2 separate regions of the Homo sapiens genome follow, and region 2 is linked to region 1. The links are chromatin loops, found by intact Hi-C in ENCODE. Cell type or tissue: IMR-90. All regions are shown on one strand. Links, peaks and the distances in the headings refer to the core of each region. The heading gives the core; the rest is flanking DNA.

Region 1 (7,898 bases), core at 1,942-6,941:
CAAAGAACTCAAACAAATTTACAAGAAAAAAAAAACCCCCATCAAAAAGTGGGCGAAGGATATGAACAGACACTTCTCAAAAGAAGACATTTATGCAGCCAAGAAACACATGAAAAAATGCTCATCATCACTGGCCATCAGAGACATGCAAATCAAAACCACAATGAGATACTATCTCACACCAGTTAGAATGGTGATCATTAAAAAGTCAGGAAACAACAGGTGCTGGAGAGGATGTGGAGAAATAGGAACACTTTTACACTGTTGGTGGGACTGTAAACTAGTTCAACCATTGTGGAAGACAATGTGGCAATTCCTCAAGGATCTAGAACTAGAAATACCATTTGACCCAGCCATCCCATTACTGGCTATATACCCAGAGGATTATAAATCATGCTGCCATAAAGACACATGCACACATATGTTCATTGTGGCATTATTCACAATAGCAAAGACTTGGAACCAACCCAAATGTCCATCAATGATAGACTGGATTAAGAAAATGTGGCACATACACACCACGGAATACTATGCAGCCATAAAAAAGGATGAGTTCATGTCCTTTGTAGGGACATGGATGAAGTTGGAAACCATCATTCTCAGCAAACTATTGCAAGGATAAAAAACCAAACACCACATGTTCTCACTCATAGGTGGGGATTGAACAATGAGAACAGTTGGACACAGGAAGGGGAACATCACACACCAGGGCCTGTTGTGGGGTGGGGGGACGAGGGAGGGATAGCATTAGGAGATATACCTAATGTAAATGACAAGTTGATGGGTGCAGCACACCAACATGGCACATGTATACATATGTAACAAACCTGCACATTGTGCACATGTACCCTAGAACTTAAAGTATAATAATAATTTTTAAAAAGTCAGATTGACAGAAGTTTAAAAAAAAACCATTAAAAGATAAGCAGAATAATATAGTTTTGACCTTACTTTTCCAAAGATGAATGTATCTACTATTTTCTGTTTCCTGTGTCTATAGCCATCATTTAATGTTTTTGCAAATAACCACCATACCTCACATTTGTTAAGCACTTTAATGTTCATTATCTCTATTATTTTTCACAACTCTATCATTTCTATTTTACAGATACAGAAACTAAGACTCAGAACCCAGGCCCATAGGACCATCAGAGGCAGAGCTCAAACTCTAAATTGCTGTTCAGAGGCAGCACTCATTCCCACGTAGTTCCAAGGCTGGCCTTTGGAATTATATTTCTGGGCTGGAGGTGGCAGCCAAACAGGGCTGACTTGAAAAGTCCAGATAGAAAAGACAATGGGTGAGTTTCAATAATGCAGGCAAGCCTTCTGTGCTGAAAGGATCATGAGGGTAAAAGGTACAATCCAAGGAAGTCAGCTGAGGCACGTTGCACAAAGCACTATAAGCTCTCAGGGCTTATAGAGAGACAACGGGCATGTCCTGGCCCAAAGCACACATCTGGCTCCCAAGAGATCATGTGTGTAAGTCTCAAGCTAGGGGACAATTTGGGAACATGAAATAATAGGCCTCTATCAATAAGGTGTTCACTGACTACTCATCATATCAGGAATTGAGCCAAGTGCCATGAGAATACAAATGGTACATAAGACAGGGGTGCTATACTCAAGGGGCTTCGAGTTTAGTTAGGGAGACCAGATTGAACATGAAATAACAGAAGAAATCGTGTCTATATTCAACTTTAGTGGTATAAACTAGAAATTGTATGAGTCTGGAGCAGAGGAAGACCCATGGGGACCAGAGGCAGTTATGAGACATGGGAGAGAGAACAGGGAGGCTTGACAATTCTAAAAAGAATTCCAGAAGGAAGAAAAGATAAGATGGAGAAGAGGCAATTGTCAAGGAGACAATGGCCTCACATTCTTTAGAACTGATGAAAGATCTGAATCCACAGATACAAGAAGCACAAGCTATATTAAGTAGGATTATACACATACACACGCACACAATCTGAACATATGATAATGAACTGTAGAACACCAACAATAAAGAGAAGATATTAAAGCAACCAGAGAGAGAAGACAGATAATCCAAAAAAAGGCATAGCAACCAGAGAGCAAAATTCTCAGCAGCAAATATGAAAACAATCTTCAAAATGCTTGGAGAAAATTATTGTCTACCTATATTTGTATGTCTGGAAAAATTATCTTTTAGAACTATGGTGAAATCAAGACATTTCCTGATATGCAAAAGTTAAGAGTAAACCCAATAAGCAATTAGTAGGAAAAAAAAAACCCTTCTAAATAATATACTTTAGGAAGAAGTAAAATGATCCCAGAAAGGAGCTCTAAGATGCAAGAGGATTGGTAAACAAAGAGATGAATAAACCTGTATACGAATCCAAACAAACAATTTCTATATAAAATTTATAACAATATCTAATTTGTAGGATTTTAAAAATACATAAATAAATACTGAATATAAAAGCATGTATGTCTGGAAAGTGTGCACAAAGAGTTAATATCTTACAAGGTTCTTGTATTATTTGCGAAGAGGGTTCAGATATTGATTAAGTTGGGGTTGGTCTAGTATGCCTCACAAAATTTCTATGAAAAAATAACATCCAAATCAGTAGGAAAATGGGAGGAATGGAATAAGAAAACAAACAATTCAACAAGAGAGAGCAAGAAAGGAGAAAAAAAATAATAGAAAAAGCAGGGACAAATAGAAAGTATGAAGTAAAACAATAGGTATGTCCAAATATGTCTGTAATCATAAGTATAAAAAGACTAAAATTATCACTTAAAAGACAAGGATTGTCAGATTGCAATTTTTTAAAAAAAAACAACTATATGCTGCTTATAAAAGACACGCCTAAAACATAAGGACACAGAAAAGTTGAAAGTAAAAAAGGATGAAAAAAAGATTCATCAGTCAAGTACTAACCAAAAGGAGGCTGGGAAGGCAAACTTAATATTAGACAAAATATACTTGAAGACCTGAGGAGCCCAGGAAGGCTCCACAGAAGAGACGGTACCTGCTTGGTATTCAGGTAAGCAGAAAGGAGGGTAGCCTGGATGGGAAGAACTCAACAGGTCCCTGCCATAGGAAGAAGTCTGGACAGTGGGATGGTACCTTTGGGCTCTTTCAGCTATACATAACCATACAATGTAGTCCTCTCCTCCCCAAACAGCACGGCAGATTAAAACAATATACCGTGTGCCACAAAACATATGGAGCCTGACCTCACTTACATGAGGTGACTTCCTTCTGTCTGATGGAGAAATGAAAGCTCAGCTTTGTTTAATGCCTGGTCTATGGGCAACAAGTCCTCCCGATTTGTGAAAGTGCTGTGACTAGGCCCTATATGGCCTTGAATGGGATGTGAGGGTCCCTTTCTATTTGATGTCTCTAAAGGAAGTTTGTTTTTTTTCTTCAGTGAGTGTTCGAGATTTGGATAAATGCAACATCCCCCTAATGCAATCAAAAGTGGGGTGTCAAGGAGAGGGTCCATGCCAGAGAAGGCTTTCTGAAGACAGTCTGAGTTCATCAGTGCATCTTTAAGGCATGGCTGTACCTGGCTTTTGTCCATGCTTCTTGTTTCATAACAACCTACTCCAAATTCTCTCCACCCCGACCCCTTCCAGTCTCTACAATATAGTAAATCCTTGGGTAACCAGAACTTGAGGTTATACAATGTCTACGCTTTCAGAGGGAAATCATCTGCATTTTCTTTAAAAGCTCAGCTTCCGGAATAAACACTGGGATTAGTTAAACGCAACCTTCCTTCCCTTCTGGAGCTGTTACCCCACAAGGCACTGCCTTGAGTGTGTGAGGTTGACTGACATTTGCCCCCAATGTGTCCCAGCCAGATTTCAGCAAATCTGGAATTCAGCAGTGTCTCACCCCCTCGCTGTTTACACCCAGAGTCACTGGTTTCTAGGCAGGCACGAACCCAGAACAAAGCTGGAGCAGCCATCGATGTAGCATTTTAGAAGCAGCATAGATAACTGAAAAAGTGAATTCCTGTGGCCAGTGACTAATGATAAAATAATAAAGGTTTATCTTTGACAAAAAATGTCAAGAAATGGTAGAGAATATGACAAAGGCAGATACTGTTGGACTAGGATATACTAAAAAAATAGACAAAAGATAAATTTCAGAGCGCGCCAATGGCTTCATACCTGCTGTCTGCCTAAGCCTTCCAGCCTCCAGAGATTTTCTCTTTGCTACATTCTTCTTGCTGATACAGGGATAGGGACTAATAAGTTCCATCAGGATTTTCATCCCTAAGATTTTAAGCAAACAAACAAAAAGATTTCTTGTTAGCCAACCAATTAATCTGAAAAGCCAATCAAACAAAGCACTTTAAATTTGAGAGGTACTCAATGACTAGTCTACAGTAGTGCAATAAAATCACTTTAGGGTCCTGAAGCTGTGTTTTTATTAGCACACTTCAAATAATAATAACCATAATAACAACAGTACTCTCAGGCCAGAGTCCGATGCTTTCAGTTTAGAGAGCAATGCTATTATTTCCTAAAAGAGCCTGTTATCGAGCTAGAACGTATGGTTTAGTGAGCAAAACAGGAAAAACTTCAAGGACCAGGGAGTGGACTTGGGTTTTGGTATTGCTGGCAGGAGAAGACACAGTTCTGTGCCCCCAACACTTCTAAGATACCACTCTGATTTCTTGTCCCGCCGTAAAAATGACCAGTCCTGTGTCTCATTTCCTCAGGATTCTGTTCTCTTCCAGATGACAAGAATGAATTAGCCCATATCCATGGGACAATGGGTGTTAAGGCATTCTTTCTTCTAGGAAACTCAGTGGGGACCTCTCTTTAAGTGCACCTTATTTGTCCCACTTTAGACCTCCCCACCCCCATAGTAATGCACAGGAGACATGGGTAGAGCAAACCTAGAGAAAGTGGAGCCCACACAAATCGTGGGGCCACCTGACTGTCAATGACTCCCCTGTGGTCATATCTGTGCTCCCACCCACCTTCTTTGGGGCCCCTGTCCCCCTTTCCCTCTCAGACCAGCATGACCCCATGTCCCTGGCCATGGTGGTTTGTCAAACTCAGCCAATCACACTTGGCTGGCCCTGTGATTGTTCCAAAGAGTAAGTCACATGACCAAAGACCTTGCTTGGACAGTTTAACCTGGAGCTAAGAGAGAAGCTGTTTCCTTTTCAGTGGGCTAACTCTGGGAAATGTGAAACAAAAGCAGGCAACAGCCATGGCCTCATTGTGTAGAAAATTCCCATCCAAGGTAGGAAAAAGTGGAACAAAGCCACAGAGAGACTTCTGGTGACTTCAAGTCCCTGACTGCTACCTCCCCACCCCACCTGTACCTTTCCAGACTGCATGAGTGATCAAAGTCTCTTTTTCCAAGGCTAGTTCCAGCTGGGTTTCTGTCATCTACAGCTTGCAGTCTTGACTAGTACAGGAAGTGCCCTGCCAAGCATTCCCACCTTGTTGGTGGCTGGGCTGAAACAAGAATCCAGAGCCTCTGATTCCACCTCTGCAGGTCACAAGGACCTTCAGCTGGCCGTGTGACCTCAGACAAGCCACAGCCCTGCTCTGGGCTACATAGATGATACATGCTACCTATGTTGTAGCATGTATCAGGGTTAGGCCCATGACAGCAAAGATGTCTCAAGAAGTAAGTGTGTGATTTGGTTTGGTTTTAAGGCAATGAAGAAGGAGAAAGAGAAATAAAGAGTGAGAGACAGAAGACCTGGTGGGGGAGGGAGGGAGAGAGGGAGGAAGGGAGGGAGGGAGAGAGAGAGAGAAAAAAGAGCAGCTGCTTTAAAAAAGAAAAGTGCATATGGTACAATTAATCTTCATAACCTACTGGAGATTGAAATAAAGAGTGACAGGCAGAAGACCTGGGGATGGGAGAGAGAGACAGGTTGAGACAGAGAGAGGAGGGCAGCTGCTTTATAAAAGAAAAGTGCATATGGTACAATTAATCTTCGTAACCTACTAGAGATTGAAAAGGTAAGAAAATTACGAGGAGCTCTGAGACAGACTGACATCAATCACCGGCATATAACCAAAATTCTTGGTTACAGAATGTGCAGCCCCCAAACTAAGCTTGTGGAGAATCAGATGACCAGCTTAGGAAGAGCCAACAGGGGTACCTCAAGTGGGTGTGGCCAGAAATAGCAGGGGGCTTCCAGTCTTTTATTACCCAGATATTTTGTGAACAGAATGTTGCCTGGAATACATGCCTAAAATCCCCAAGTGCCAGAAACTTCTGTGGCTCAGGGTTTCCATTCTTAACAGCATGGGTAGTAAGTTCATCTGTGGCTGAGTGGTTCTAGGTCATTTGTGGGGGAAGCAGCTTCCAGATCTGGTCAGTTCTGCAGCATGGTTCTCAGAGTGTTCCTCGATGCTCAGTCCTAAATGTGTTTCTCCAGCCCTCCCAAGTCTGGGAGTTAGCCAATATCTCTCAATATATTCATTTTCTGTTTAAACTAGCCAGAGTAGATGCTGTGGCTTGCAACTGAGAACGATAATATGTTCATGTCCATAGGGTAGATAGGAGCTTGGTGTGGGAGGCGGGGTATCAACTGCATGCAACTATAGGTGGTGCAAACACAACCTGTGGATCATCTCCTAAGGAACCATGAGAGATACACTGCTGCCTTTACCATACAGATGAGAGAAACTCAAGTCGAAAATGTTAGGTAGCCTGCCCCAAATCACCCAGAAATTTGCAGAGCCCAGATTCAAATTCAAGTCTGAATCCAAACCCTACATGCCTTCTTCTGTTCCAGATATTTCACATGTGCATTCAATAATTCACTTCATTAAGAAGCCAATTTTCATTGTGTTTAAAACTGTCTTAAGAATTTAGTCTGAGAGATCCAAGAAATGTCCATGGGATGCCCCACCTCCCCATGGCCTCTCTCAACCCGGTCTCTTGTGTGTCCCAGTGCCCTCAGGACAGTGGGTGGGGAAACTGATCTCTCAGGTCACCTTGACCCTCTGTGGTCTGACCTCTGCTACCTTTTCAGTCTTGTCCTATATCACTCTCCCCCTCATTTATATTGCTTCTTACACTGGACTTCTTTCATTTCCTAGAACATTCCAGGCTCTTTCCTGTCTACTGGCACAGTGTTAAATCTCCACGGCCAGCACTGAAACTGGCACTTAGTAAGTGCTCAATAAATATTTATTGAATGAATAAATAATGGGTGATTCTTCTGAGGGGGTTGCTGTGTTGAATCTTATAATACAGCAGAGGGATTCTGGGAGAACTCAAGTTTTACTTCCCAGAGCTCCATGGCTGAAGTGCTGTGAGGTACAGGACCCAGGCCATTTTTCCTTAATGTGGGGGGAAAAGATGAAGGGATGTAAAAAGAAAAGATCCTTCAGGACTTTTCCAAAGGATCTCAATACTCATGTCTATCGGATTAATTCCTTTCCACTCTCCAGTGACCTTGAGCTGGGAGGATGGTTGGAGAGGTGGGAGTTGATGGGGAAGGGGTCCCAGGACATCCTCACTGGGGAAGTTCATGGGAACACCATTCAATTCTAGCCAACAATTGTTTGTACGTATGTGTACGTATAAATATGCGTAGGTATACACTTTGAGTAGTTGATCCACAAATGTAATGGGTAGATGACAGCCCTTTAGGAAATAAGGAACAGAGATGAACAGGTAGAGAACTTGACAGCTGGAAAGATGAGTGAAAACTGCATAGCATTTCTCAAGGAGACTTCAACGGGATGGTGTCCTAGACCAGCAAAGCATTCGTGTCTGCTTCCAGTGACCTGGTCTGGGTATCCTAAGGGTGGCCTCTCTGGGTCCGTCCTCACTCCTTTTCACTCCCATACTTTCCAGTGTTGTGATGTGAAGTGAGCATCACAAAATTGTATAACCCATCTTGATTCTTTTGTGGTCATTTCATCTAAAATTCACAGATTCTTAT
Region 2 (7,898 bases), core at 1,182-6,181, 69 kb before region 1:
CCCTTTTTTGCTTTTCTAAGTATTCTGCTCCTTGAAGCTCTGGAGGGTGCAGGACTGAGATGAGTAGCCAAAGGGGAATCCTATAGAATAGAGAAAAGAATTTTACACACACAGTCCCCACCCCACCTGCACACTTAATGGCACCCCCACCTCATCTCCACTCAGCCAGTTCCAGGACCCAAAGTCCAGTGACACCAACACCCAGTGACACATACTCTAAAACTGAGGACAGTGACAAGACAGAGAGCCTGGGTTTTGTCAGCAAGAAGGGAAAGTAGCTGGCCCCCGCTGCCATCCTGTCACTGGGTTGCAAAGCAGCAGTATTTGGACCCTGGAAGCTCAGAGGGCAGCTCGTGAAAAGAACTTCTCTCTATTTCTCCATTGAGACTAGGGAACACACACTATCCTCTGCATTATCTTTATGTTTCTCTCTTCTTTAGGTACCCCTTGACTCACACACGTACCACTTCTCCATTAGCCCCAAACCAAGGACGCTGTGCATAGAAACTCTTGCAAATGGATCCTTAGGGTAGAAGACAGGGTGTGGGGTTGCCCCAAGCTTCACCCCAGAAGCTCCAGCTTCTGGAGTTCCAGCTCTGGCCCAGTTCAGATGCCCTGTGGCATGTTCACCTCGACATGTCCCACCAGGTAGCTGGTTGGTAAGGGTGGAGTGAGAGTAGGTATCACCCCCTAGCCTTGGCTGCCCCCTTCCAAGCCCCAGCCCCCTTTGCTGTTGTTTGAGAGGATGTGGAGGCTAAGTGAAAGCTAGGCCAAGTTGTGACTTTGCTATTATACTTCACAGAGTCAAGGTCCATTCATCCCTCTGGAATGGCACATAATGAAAGCAGATTCTTAGAACTGATGCCTTCTGAGAGCTTCTCCTTCCCCAATTCTGAGACACACACATTTTTATGTGTGATTATAATTCTGCACACAAAGCAGCTCTTAAGACTTTTTTAAAAAAATGCATTTGCCCATTTATTGTAACAGCTGTTCCATTATTCTATAACCTTGTCCCCCCATTTCTGAGAGACCCCGGTCACTGCACCCTCTTCAAGAGGCTGCCGGGTTTGACAGAGTCGCCTTGCGCAGGCCCATGAAAAATTCCTTAACCAACTGCACCTTTCCAGGCCGGCACTAAACAGGGATTTCATTTATTTGAAAAGTAGGTATTAAATATGTCAGATATAGGAAGTTAAATGTAATGGGCCCAATTCCACACTCGGTTCCATATGCGTAAATCCCACTGATGGAGAACAGAGTGCGGCTCAAGCAGCAAAAATGAGGTCCCAAGTCTGTGGGAGGAAATTGCAGCCTTGATGGATCTTAGCTGACATTCTAATGGACATCAAACCAAGACTGTTAAAACTGGAAGGCGCCCTGAAGTTCTGGGGTTTTATCTTTTTATTTCTAAGTTTTAGGAGTTGTCGCATTCCTCTGCTTCTTTCTTTGTTTTGTTTGTTTGTTTGTTTTTTCCTAACTCCCAGTAAACATTTACCATTTCTCTTCAGAGCTTTTGTTTCAGCTCACCTGCACTGAAGCTGTTTCCCAAGAGGATGACCCGGGTGCCTGCCTGGCTAAGTAACAAGCAAACATTTCGGAGCCTAAGTTTGGGAAAGAGCCTGAAGGCCCCTACACCCTGAAGCAACATTCCAAGCCTTGCTGCTCACAATGCGGTCCCGGGACCAGCGGCAGCAGCAGCAGCCCAGGACGCTTGTTAGAAATGCGGCACCTCCGGCCCCACTTCAGACGTTCTGAACCCAAATCTGCATTTTATCACGATCCCAGGTGATTCATGTGCCCGTTAGAGTGAGCGAAGCCCTGGATTAGAGAACAGAAATTAGACGTGACCCTTCCTTTGACAGGAATTTATCACCAGGCTCTATCTCAAGAACTGTGAGAATTCGGTTCAGATGTTTGTGATAACTCTGCAGCAGTAACTGACTAGCGTGGTGGTTCTCTTCCCTGACTGGGCGTTGGAATCAGCGAGGGAAGTTTTAAAAGATGTTGATGTGCAGAATTTACCCAAGAGGTTGTGATTCAATGGGTGTCTGGGAAGGGGCTGGGACATCTGTGTTTACTTAGAGTTCCCCAGGTGATTCTACTGTGCAGCCAGGGCTAAGAGGCCCTGGGGTACAAATATCATCTTGAATGGTTAGACTTCTTTCTGAATGGGAGTGATGTAATTTCCGATTTGCCCACCGAGCACAGCATGCTGGGCCCTGAGGATGTTACAGAAGTGGATACCATTATTGCTCTCCAGGGACAATTCATCGAGGAACAATATGGCATCTGCAAGGTGAAAAAAGAGCGATAACAGGAGATGCCGCAAAGTGTGGCTTCCAGACACAAGAGTGTGCTGGGAGGAGAGCTGAGGAGGTGAGTGCATGGCAGGAAGGGATGAAAACGGACTGAGCATAGAGAGCTGGGAGGGAGAGGGAAAGGCCCTGCGTGACACATCCTTGTGGCATGTGAGAACTAGAAGGTGCTTAGGAATCTTCTAGTTTTGCCACAGGATACCATGCTGCACCATTGACATTTTGAATCAGATCATTCTTTGTTAGGGGCTGCCCTGTGCATTGTAGGATGTTCAACAGCATCCCTGACCTCCACCTACCAGATGCCAGTAGCATCCCCTGTCCCATCTGTGACAAACAAAAATGTCTGCAGACTTTGTCAGCTGTTCCCTGGGGTCAAAAGCACCCCTGGCTGAGAGGCACTGGCATAGAACAATTAAGAACAATGGTGGTAGGCCCTAGATACTGACATGAAAGGTGCATTGAGATGTGTTAAGAATGAAAAGTAAGTTGCACAACAACATGGATGTTAGTCCCAATAAAACGGATGTGTGTGTGTGTGTGTGTGTGTGTGCGCGCAAGGATTGTGCCCAAAAGCGGAAGTGGTGCCTCCTCTCTTGGTGGTTAAAGCATGAATACTGGCACTCACTCACCTGGGCCTTTTTTTTTTTTTTTTTTTTTGACACCGAGTCTTGCTTGCCCTGTTGCCTAGACTGGAGTGCAATGGTGCAATCTTGGCTCACTGCAACCTTCACCGCCCAGGTTCAATCACATCTCCTGCCTCAGCTTCCCGAGTAGCTGGGATTATAGGTGCCCGCCACCATGCCCGGCTAATTTCTGTATATTCAGTAGAGACAGGGTTTCACCATGTTGGCCAGGCTGGTCTCAAACTCCTGACCTCAAGTGATCCACCTGCCTCGACCTCCCAAAGTGCTAGGATTACTGTGCCTGGCCTGTCCTGGGCTTTTTATCCCAGCTCTGCCACCTACTACCTTCCCTGGCCAGTTTCCATAATCTCCATGTGCCTCAGTTTCTCCATCTGTAAAATGAGTCTAGCAGTGTCTATCCCAATAGGTTGTTATGAAGATTAAGTTCAGTCACTCGGTTTTGGCAAAGCATTTCTAGCAAAACCTGGCACATAGTAAGCAGTTTCCCGGTTTGAGCCATAATGAACATTATTAGCTCTGAGGAGGTAAATGGAAGGCAGGGGTAGAGGAGAGATGGAGACTTCCTGGTTTTGTTCTGTAAACTTCTGTTTGTCTGAATCCTGCACAATGTATTTATATGTCAATTGCATAATAACACATGCACACAAAAGAAAGAAATATTCTAGTTTAGCCTACCTCATCTTTTAAAATGAACTCTTTATTTTGGAACAATTTTAGATTCACCAAAAGTCTGCAACGATGTGCAGAGTGTTCCTGTATGCCTGTCACCCAGTTTCAGTTTCCCCTGGTGTTATCATTTTACGTTTCCCCGGTACAATTGTCAAAACTAAGAAACATGGGTCCATTACTATTAACTAAACTCCAGACTCCATTTGGATTTCACACAATTTTTTTTAACTAATATCCTTTTTCTGTTCCAGGATCCCATCCAGAATATCATGTTACATTTAGTCATCATGTCTCCCTGAGCTCTTCTTGGCTGACCATTTCTCAGTCTTTCTTTGTTTTTCACGACCTTGAAGAGTACTGGCCAGGTGTTTTGCAATACACCCCTCAATTTGGGTGTGACATATTCTCTTGATTAGACTAGAGTTATGGGTTTAGGTGACAACCACAGAGGTGAAGCACCCTTCTCTTTGTACCATACCAGGGAGTACATGCTATGAACAGGACTTATCACTGCTGATGTCACTTGATCACCTGGCCAAGGTAGTGTTTGCCAGGTGACTTGTAATTCTCTGCTGTAAAGCAATTCCCTGCATCCCTTACCCTCACCACACTCTATTCTTTGGAAGCGAGTGGCTATGTGCAGTCTCCACTCAAGGAAGAGGGAGCTCCTTGTCCTCGTGGAGGAAGTATCTACACAGGATTTGGAATTCCTCTGCAGAAGATGGGTCTCTTCTCCACAGTTATTTGTTTATTCTGTCATGTATTTATATCAGTACGGACTCGTGGATATTTATATTAGACTTTGGCTTATAATCCAATACTGTGCTATTTATTTTGTTGTCCAAATACTTATCTCCTTTCAGATTTTCACTTTCATCAGTGGGAAGGCCCTGGACTGGGAGGGTGGAAGGCTCATTTGTGGAGCAGGGACTCCAACCCAGAGACAGAGTGTGAGCGGGGGTCTTTTGGTTTCTGTTGGCCTCTGTAGAAGGCTTTGGCCAGTGGGAAGCAGGAAGAACAGAGGCTGTGTGACTCGTGGTAAAGGTGCAGAGAAGAGGAATGTGTATGAGTGGGGTCCAGGCACAAGGCAGGGTGAAACTCAAGTTGTAAGAATCATGGTATATCAGTCAGGAGTTTCCAAAGTAACAGAAGCAACAGTGTGTGCATGTGCATGTGTAAAGGAGCAGGGGAGAGACAGAGAGAGATTATAAGGAATTGCTCATATGATTATGGAGGCTAAGTCCCAAGATCTACAGTGAGCATGCTGGAGACTCAGGAGAGCTGATGGTGTAAGTTCCAGTCCAAAAGCCAGCAGGCTTGACACTGGAGAAGAGTTGATGTTTCAGTTCGAGTTCCAAGGGCCAAAAGAGACTGACTTCCCAGCTCAAAGCTGTCAGGCAGGAGGAGTTCCCTCTCACTTGGCCTTTTTGTTCTATTCAGGCCTTTAGCTGATTGGATGAGGCCCACGGACATTAGGCAAGGCCATCTGCTTTACTCAGTCTACTGATTCAAAACATAATCTCATGCAGAAATGCCCTCACAGACACACTCAGAATAGTATTTGACTAAATGTCTGACACTCCACGGCCCAGGAAAATTGACACATAAAATTCACCATCACACACAGGGTTAGCAACTTCTCCAGCAGCAAGCCCACTCAGAGCCTGGGAGCCACGGAGCTGGGGTTCCTTGGAAGACCACTGCCAGTGTTGTGGAAGGGAGAGCTTCAAGAGTGAGGGATGCAGGAGAAGGATCTAGATGTGCTTCTCATCTGTACAATTCTGGGGAAATCAAGGCCATGATGTGGTTGAGCAGTTGACATTGGAAACGTAGGACTTTCTCAAGGATCATAGAACAAAGACTGTCAGAGTTGCTGGATTTTTGTGTGATTTGTGGGGAGGGAGGAACAGGCATGTTGAAACCACCAGTATTTGGGGTGAGGAATAAAACATGGTGTGAAAAACATGTAATCATAGGCTATGACATTACAAGGGATATATCAGCCCTGCTGTGGTTACTCAGTCACTCTTATACAGGGAGTCTTAAACCAAATGCACCAGTTTTCACTTCGAAGTTGTGTCTTAGCATCTGTCCTGAACACAGTCCACAGGAGTGTGGAAGACACTCACCCTCCCTCCTTGGCTTCACGGTGCCTTTAGCTCTTTGTTCCTTCCCCCACAGTCCAGCCTCTTCATTTTCTTAACCCCCCATGAGGAGTCTTGGGCTCCCTCTGCTCCTTCTGGCCCCCCTGGGGAGGGGTGGAGAAGGAAGGAGTGGGGAAAGGAGGTGTATAGGCCTTGGATTCTGTGAGAAGACCTCTTTTGAGAGGGCCAGGCCTTTCCCTGGCCAAGCTGGCTGTGCCCAGCACAGCTTCTGGGATCATAAGGCTCTGGGCTCTTCTCTGCCTGTCACATGACCCAGGGCCTCCTCCATTCCTCTGGCTTCCTTATGTGTATTTCTCTAGGAAGAGGGGGCACGGGGTGAGGGAAGAACACCTGTCCCTTCCAGTAACACTCATTAAACATCCTAATATTACTTCCTATTGGAAAATAAAAGGGTCCCTCCCTATTAGTTTTATAAATTAAGAGGCAGAAAGGACAGCTCTACAAAATCTTCTTGGCTGGGGGTCATGTGCCTAGAGTCTGTCTATAGGGTTAAATGAGGCCAGGTAGGCCAGGAGCAGTGGCTCATGCCCATAATCCCAGCACTTTGGGAGGCTGAGGCGGGCGGATAGCTTAAGCCCGGGAGTTTGAGCCTGGGCAACATGGTGAAACCCCTTGCCTACCCCAAGAAAACACAAAAATTAGCCAGGTGTGGTGGCATAAGCCTGGAGTCCCAGCTACTCAGGAGGCTAAGGTGGGAGGACTGCTTGAACCTGGGAGGCAGAGGTTGCAGTAGGCCAAGATCATGCCACTGCACTCCAGCCTGGGCAACAGAGTGAGAGCCTGTCTTTGAAAAAAAAAAAAAAAAAAAAAAGCAAAAAATGAGGCCAGGTATATAAATAATTGTAATTCTTCATTGGAGTTGTTCAGATTATCTTCGGGTGGCAGAAGAAGGAGTCGTGGAATTTTTATATTTATCAGAAGGTGAAATGGGTTACAAATCAGTGTGGAAGCTCAGACCCAGCTCAACCTTTGGGTTTGGGCAGGTGCAGGAACAGGGCTGGTATTGAGGGGATCTTGGTCGAGGTCACACCTAAGGTCCTCTCGAGGTGTCCTTCCAGCTAACTTGAAGCTGTGGGCTTCTCCAAGACTTCTCCCCACATGGTCTGGCTGGTCAAGGCAAGAATAACTCATAGTGGAAGAAGAGGTGAGTCAAAGACAAATAGTGTCCAGGAGTGGAGAGAGCAGACAGCCTGACCACAAGAAGGCCCCCCCGGGGCAGCTTCAGACTCCCACGCTCTGCCGGGAGAGCCTTCCTGGAAGCTGAAATCCTCTGGCCAGGAAATTTTTTGAAAAATAACTAAATGAACCACATGTGGACCTGGAACTCAGACTATCAAAGAGGAAGAGGAGGAGGGGTGAGAAAGATGGAGAAGAGGCTGGGATACACATACACTATCCACAGAGCAGCTCCTAGAAACCACAGTGGTGGACATGTCAATGGGAGCACACTCTCAAGCACAGGAGGGAACCCAGCCTGGCTACCTCCAACTAAGGGGGTCTTCCTCTGCCCAGCAGTCCTGTTGGGAGAAGGAGCAGGGAGACCCTTGGGTTTCTATGCCAGGCGAGAGAGGCTGAAGCCACCATGAACAGGCATGAGGAAAATCCTCGTGAGCTGACTGTTTCCAACAGCAGGCTATGCCAGGGGCTACAGGGGACATGGCAGACACAGTCCCTACCCTCAAGGAGCAACTGTCTTTTTTTTTTTTTTTTTTTTTTTTTTGAGACGGAGTCTCGCTCTGTCGCCCAGGCTGGAGTGCAGTGGCGGGATCTCGGCTCACTGCAAGCTCCGCCTCCCGGGTTCACGCCATTCTCCCGCCTCAGCCTCCCAAGTAGCTGGGACTACAGGCGCCCGCCACTACGCCCGGCTAATTTTTTGTATTTTTAGTAGAGACGGGGTTTCACCGTTTTAGCTGGGATGGTCTCGATCTCCTGACCTCGTGATCCGCCCGCCTCGGCCTCCCAAAGTGCTGGGATTACAGGCGTGAGCCACCGCGCCCGGCCGCAACTGTCTTTTTGAGGAGACAAGCCTGGTTTTGGAAGTAGCACAGTCTGGGGACCCAAAGCATGGACTGAAGCTCAGCTCAGCCATTTATGGGTTG

The links. Peaks named below come from ENCODE experiments on the same cell type or tissue, not always from the same donor. Only the 100,000 strongest peaks of a DNase experiment are listed, where the experiment ranks them.
Region 2: a loop joins it to region 1, with 8 times the contacts of the local background. A loop is called at or near these places in 2 of 110 quality-filtered maps.

The regions. Positions count from the first base shown.
Region 1 is chr6:44,577,148-44,585,045 of GRCh38, reverse strand. No RefSeq gene overlaps it. Among named protein-coding and RNA genes, the nearest start is that of MIR4642, 150 kb to the right of the region's middle. In IMR-90, for the core only: no CTCF peak of the experiment used is centred there; a DNase peak (open chromatin) is centred at 3,925; H3K27me3 peaks cover 821 bases.
Region 2 is chr6:44,645,664-44,653,561 of GRCh38, reverse strand. No RefSeq gene overlaps it. Among named protein-coding and RNA genes, the nearest start is that of MIR4642, 210 kb to the right of the region's middle. RefSeq lists enhancers at 1,155-1,654, 1,655-2,156. In IMR-90, for the core only: no CTCF peak of the experiment used is centred there; a DNase peak (open chromatin) is centred at 3,921.